2 separate regions of the Homo sapiens genome follow, and region 1 is linked to region 2. The links are chromatin contacts, found by Hi-C or POLR2A ChIA-PET in ENCODE. All regions are on one chromosome and are shown on one strand. Each heading gives the region's core, a stretch centred on a gene start or an enhancer-like site at or near the end of the contact. The rest is flanking DNA. Distances are from core to core; before and after follow the strand shown. Region 1 holds the start of GYPC (glycophorin C (Gerbich blood group)). Region 2 holds the start of CLASP1 (cytoplasmic linker associated protein 1).

The links. A loop is a pair of places that touch in the nucleus more often than their neighbours do. ChIA-PET counts read pairs that join two places held with the same protein, here RNA polymerase II (POLR2A). Pooled maps may share reads with other maps.
Region 1: a loop to region 2 is called in a map of naive thymus-derived CD4-positive, alpha-beta T cell, with 11 times the contacts of the local background. The contact joins the promoter of GYPC here to the promoter of CLASP1 in region 2. A Hi-C loop is called at or near these places in 1 of 168 maps with a recorded cell type or tissue (naive thymus-derived CD4-positive, alpha-beta T cell) and 11 of 50 pooled maps. POLR2A ChIA-PET finds 5 or more read pairs at or near these places in 1 of 52 experiments (OCI-LY7).

The regions. Positions count from the first base shown.
Region 1 is chr2:126,654,827-126,657,526 of GRCh38, reverse strand. GYPC (glycophorin C (Gerbich blood group)) reads right to left here and starts at 1,369. Exons shown (of 4, transcript NM_002101.5): 1 at 1,215-1,369. The coding sequence starts at 1,263. RefSeq lists enhancers at 90-339, 1-636, 1,430-1,719 and a silencer at 970-1,339.
Region 2 is chr2:121,648,139-121,650,838 of GRCh38, reverse strand. It overlaps CLASP1 (cytoplasmic linker associated protein 1), which reads left to right and starts at 1,377. Exons shown (of 41, transcript NM_001395891.1): 1 at 1,377-1,467. NIFK-AS1 (NIFK antisense RNA 1) reads right to left here and starts at 1,185. Exons shown (of 4, transcript NR_037857.1): 1 at 458-1,185; 2 at 157-371. RefSeq lists enhancers at 867-1,136, 1,168-1,794, 1,795-2,423.

The DNA of each region.
Region 1 (2,700 bases), core at 120-2,619, 5.0 Mb before region 2:
GCCCAGCACGGATCCAGCACTTAGGATGTGTCAGACTCCGTGCCGGGACATTTATACGCACTTCGTGCTGCTGGATGAGTTATCTCCTGTTATTATTCCTACTTTCCTACTTTGCAGATGAGGAAACTGGAGCTAAGAGAGGCTGCCTTGTTTATAGGCAGTGCAGATGATCCCAGTGCAGACTGAGGGGCCTCGCTCCCAAGCACCACTGATGCCTGCGCACTCCCAGGCTGACGCAAGCACAACCACAGGCACATGGAGTGCCGTGTACACACGTAGACCGAAGCAGCACTCCTCCACGCCAAGCTCCAAGCTCAGGCGGGGTGAGGGGTGAGGCCTCACAACCCCCTGGATTTCAAAGACTTATAAAAGAGTTGGTGTCTCCAATACCCATATCATTATCATATCAATAAGGTATCATTGTCACATGATAGGCTCAGGGTATCTCCTCTCTGACAGACTCTAAGAATCAGACCGCGGCAGGGTGGGGGTAAGAGGGATGTACATTACGTTTTTTGGTAAAATCAAATGGTAGTTTTTATTGCAAAAGTCCAACGGCAGAGGAAGAGGGCAGAGAGAGGCCCAGCAATGTTTCCAAGCATCTACAAAGACTTTCATCACAGATGATTTCCTCTCAGCAAGAAAACGTGATGGTTTAAAAGAGAAAACCAGCAGCGAGGAATTACAAATCCCCAAAGGATCCAGGCCGCAGGATTCCCTCGCATCTGTGTGCCTTTGCGGCGCCCAGCGGAGCGAGCAAGTCCCTGGGCAAGGCTGGAGTTGCCTGGAGTTCACCGGAGCCTGGCCGGTCGGACCCTGGCTGGGGAGCAGCACAGAAGCAACTTGTGATGTGAACTCTCACCTAACTGTTCTTTAGGGAGACAATTCTGGCCCCACACATTTCACATGCCCCGCACAAAGAAACAGAAAGCGGGCGACACGCCCTGGGAGGGCGGGCTGGCGGCTTCTCCAGCTCGGAGCGCGTGGAGGCTGCGCGTAGGGGTCCGGGACGCGGGACAGGGACTCCGCGCAGCCCAGGCGCCGGGGAACCGGGGCTGGAGTCGGGGATCTGAGCCCAGCGGACGCCTCCTCCGCCTGGAGGCCCGGCACGGACCGGGACACCAGGGCGTCCGTGGCCGTGGCTCGGCCCCTGGCTGCTGCGGGCCGCGGCCTCCAGTGGGTCCCCAGGACCCTTCCCCACGGCGGGTACTCACCGAGGCTGAGAGGCCACGCCGTGCTGTTGGGGCTTCTCGTCGACCACATTCCTGGGCGTCAGCCCGGGCAGAGACCGCGGGGACTGGCCAGGCCGGGCCAGGCCGGGCCGGGGGAGGGTCGCGCTCCCGGGCTCCTGACCCTCGGCGGCGAGAGGAAGCGGCACCTGGGTCACACTCCTCCCGCGCGGGCCGAGGGGAGGGGCTCTGGCCCGGAGATAGGCAGACTTCATTTATTTTTTTTCTGCAGACTTGGCTGGTGGGGTTTCCACCCCCTTTTTTTTTTTTAAACACACACCCGCCCACTTCTGAACTCTTCTTTGCTCCAACTTTCCTGCGCAAGAACCACGCTTTTCTAACCGTTTCTCTTTCCATCTGCCACTACCGGATACAGAGGTTGTGGTTGAGAATTCCCCCTGGAGTGCAGGGAAAACTCCCCAATGTGACATGATGGCCTGGCCCAGCACTGTCGGGGATGGTGACCAAATAGGGCAGACCTGTGTTGAAATCTTGGCTGGCTGCGCGGCCGCTGGATAGCTGGGCGGCCTCTCTCAGCTGCGGGGCATTTGTCCCTGGAGAGAGTCCCTGTCTTGTTGGCCTTTGGGGGCCCTGTACTCATGGATGGGCTGTTGAGCAAAGATCATTCCAAAACAGGAAGAATTGCTGGACAAGAGTCGTGATTTGTTCCCATTGCTTTTGTCTGAAGCTGCCAGACACAGTGCAGTTTGTGAATTCGCTCTACTTTTGCCATGAAAATCTCCACGTGGATTTCGATACATACCTTTGTTGGTTAAATGCAGTCAAATGGCACCACCTACAAAAAATGTATCATAGCATTATCTGCCCCTTCTGCCCAGAGACAAGGGCAGGGAACTTGAGGCCCTTGTTTTAAATCCCCACCCAGGGGAACACCCTGTGCTTCTCCTGTGTGATGTCTGAACCTTCCTGTGCTGCTTTTCATTGTTTACTTTATAGTTCCCCAAGCACTTTTGTGACGCCCACCTCTCCCCTACCTTCTGCCATTAAGGCCTATCCTGCACAATCCGGAGAGCCAGGCCAGCTGTCTGTACAATGTATGGGCGGTGCCTTTGGGACTGTCATCTGCATTGAATACAATGAGAGGCTGCGCCCTGGAGATTTGCAACACAGAGGCTTTGCTCACCTCTAGCCGGGCTGCACAAACTCCAGGCCTTCTTGACGCAGTGGGAAAGCACTCATGATTCACTTTAGTTAGATCATGAAGAACCCCCGATGCTGATAGATCTTTACTCCAACTGCCATGTGCAGCACAGCCATGTTGAATTGAAATAAACTACTCACAGAATGCCTTTGGCCTGGTGGGGAAGCCCTGAGTCTTGATTTCCTCATCTATAAAATGGAGGCAAGAACACCTGCATTCCGGGGTTTTACAGAGGCAGTGATTGTAGAATCACAGTGGGAACAGAAAAGGCATTTAATAAACAGCAATGAGTAATGATTAATTTATTTT
Region 2 (2,700 bases), core at 128-2,627:
CATACCTCCTAAGACCCTGAGGATCAGGGGGCATTATCTCATAGTTCTCCCGCACTTCTCTCCCATCCCAACACATACACTAGCAAGGAGCTCCGCACACAAGCTCCTCCAGTAAAAACAACGCACTGGGCAGTGCATCTCAACACATCAAATTACCGGCGTGCATAGGAGCCTGATGCGGCAAATCTGTGGGTCCTTCGGGATCCTTGAAGGCAGCCCTATAATTTGCATTTTTCTACGCTCCAAAACACTTTCCGGGCCAGATGCGGTGGCTCACTCCTGCTGTCCCAGCACTTTCGAAGACCCAAGACGGCGGATCACTTGAGGTCAGGAGTTTGAGACAAGGCTGGGAAACATGGTGAAACCCATCTCTACAAAAAAATACAAAAAGTAGTTGGGGGGGGGTGGTGCACGCCTGTAATTCCAGCTACTCGGGAGGCTAAGGCAGGAGGATCACCTGAGCCTGGGAAGTCGAGGCTGCAGTGAGCCGTGATCGCGCCACTGCACTCCATCCGGCCTGGGCGACGGCGGTGAGACCCTGTCTCAAAAAAATAAAAGCCACCACTTTCCCACTTATTATCCCAGGGAAACGCACGCGACGGAGGAGCGAAGGAGCGTTTATTTGTGGAGGCGCTCAAGTAAGAAACCCTGCTCGCTGGCCGACTCAAGGGTCTCCAAAGCCTTCTCTGGGCTGTCTCCCCTCCCCAAAAGGCAAAGAACCGTTAACAAGTTTACTTCCGGCACAAGCGTCCGCGCCTGCTCGGAAAAGGGAGCGTGGACACACAGCTCTGTTACGGGAAGTCGCAGGGCACAATTTCCTTCATTGCAGTCGCCCTCTGGGCGGACGCCCTAACCCAGAAGTGAAAGACCGTTTCCTTCGAGTATCAGACCCCCGACCAAAGGAAGTTCCACTTGGACGACTTTTACCCAGGGTTTCCCGATTCCTCTTTAGCTCTTCCTATCACGCTCCCTGCTTGCTGGTGCATTGTTGCTGTGGCCACTTAGTTCCGACCTTCCTTGTCTAACTCGAGTTTTGTCGCAACTTTCCAAGGGGCCTAACCACAACCTTTTCCGTAAAAAAAAACAAAAACAAAACCTTTACCCTACGGGTCCCCATCAGGGTCAACTAACGTTCTCCGTGAGGGGCAAAGCTCCCGGGGACTTTACGCCAGCGAAGCCTAACACGGCCAGGCCAGCGCCTGCGCGGGGCGTTACCATAGAGAGGCAGCCGCCTCTCTGGTCTCGGTTTACGCTCTCTATGGTGTACCCGGGTTGGTGGCGGTAAGAAGAAAAAGGGTGACCGCACTGCGCAGGCGCCCTCGGCGTCTCTCTCGCTCTCTCGGTCTTTTTTTTTTTTTTCTTTTTTTTTTTTTTTAATCCCCGCACCAAGCGCTTAACCTCATTGGGGTGGAGGAGAAGGCGGCGGCTCTCTGGTCCGCAGCGGCAACAGTAACGAAAAACAGGGCTGTAAGTACCCGGTCAGGGGGCGGAGGGTCAGACCCGAGCCCTCTCGCGGCCCTGGCCCCTCCCGCGCAGTGGCGGGCGCCGGGTCTGGGTGGGGGCGATGTCCAGCGCTGTCATCGGCTCTTGGGTGCACTTTGGGGGGATGGGGCGGCCCTGAGGTGGGAGCCTGGCGAGGAGCGGGATGCGAGGGTTGTTTATCCAACCAGTAGGTCGCTGAGCCCAGGCTGCTTTGCAGAGGGAGGGGATCGGCCCTGGGGTCAGTCGGGCTTTGTGTGCCCCTCTCTGTTTCCCTTTTCCAGACCCCACCCGGGCCCCCTTCCTAACCCGAGTCTCCCCTGCCGGGTGGGAGAAGCCAGCGAGCCCGGGGCGCGTTTGAAAGGAAGGGAGGGGGCGAGGGAGAGAAACCCACAACAACTAGTCATTGGCGAGTGATGGGTGTGAAGAAAGATCCAGAGAGAAGGGGTGCCGGGAGGCGGGCGGCCCGGGCTCCCGTCCTGGGCTCCCAACCGGGCCAGACAAAAGCTGCGCGAGCGGCGCCGAGCGGAGCGGCCGGCTTGATGGGATGCACAAGGTCCCCTTGGTTCCCGGGGCCTTCGAAGAGCTTCTTTCTGAAGCTGGGAAAGCGAACAAGTGCTGAGTTAAGCCTGTGCAGACTTCTCAACTTGCCTTTGTTGTTCTTTGGTATTGGCAGAGACGCTCTGACGAAGATGAGTGTGTGATCTTGCACGTTAGCCTGGCTAGGTACAATGGAGCTAATCGAATTTTGCTTTCCGTTTTCCGAGCTGCTGGGATGAGTATGGGGCTTTCCAGAGTTTAAATTATTACATAATATTTTTAAAATAGTTGTTTGCTTCTAAAATTAAAAAAAATTAATGTGGAGTCTGAAAGCACGCTGTGGTGAGTTTGCAGCTGAGTTTGCAGCTGGGTGAGTTTCTGTGTAGTGGGGTGCGTTCATTAAATACTGACCATTCGTAGAACCTGTGAGCTCTTTAAACATGATACTTTCATTTGTAGATGTGGCAATGAGAGCTTCAGATTCTCTAGTCCTTTGGGAGACCGTGATGCAGAAGAGTCAGAAGCGAGAAATAGTTTCATGCCGCCATGTACCTTGGACCCTATTTGGGTGCCACAGTCCGTTTTCAATTCTGGCATTAGAAATTGTTTTTATTACTACGATTATTTACGACGGTAACTGACCTCTCGATATGAGGGATCCTGGATATTGGCTCCGTTTGC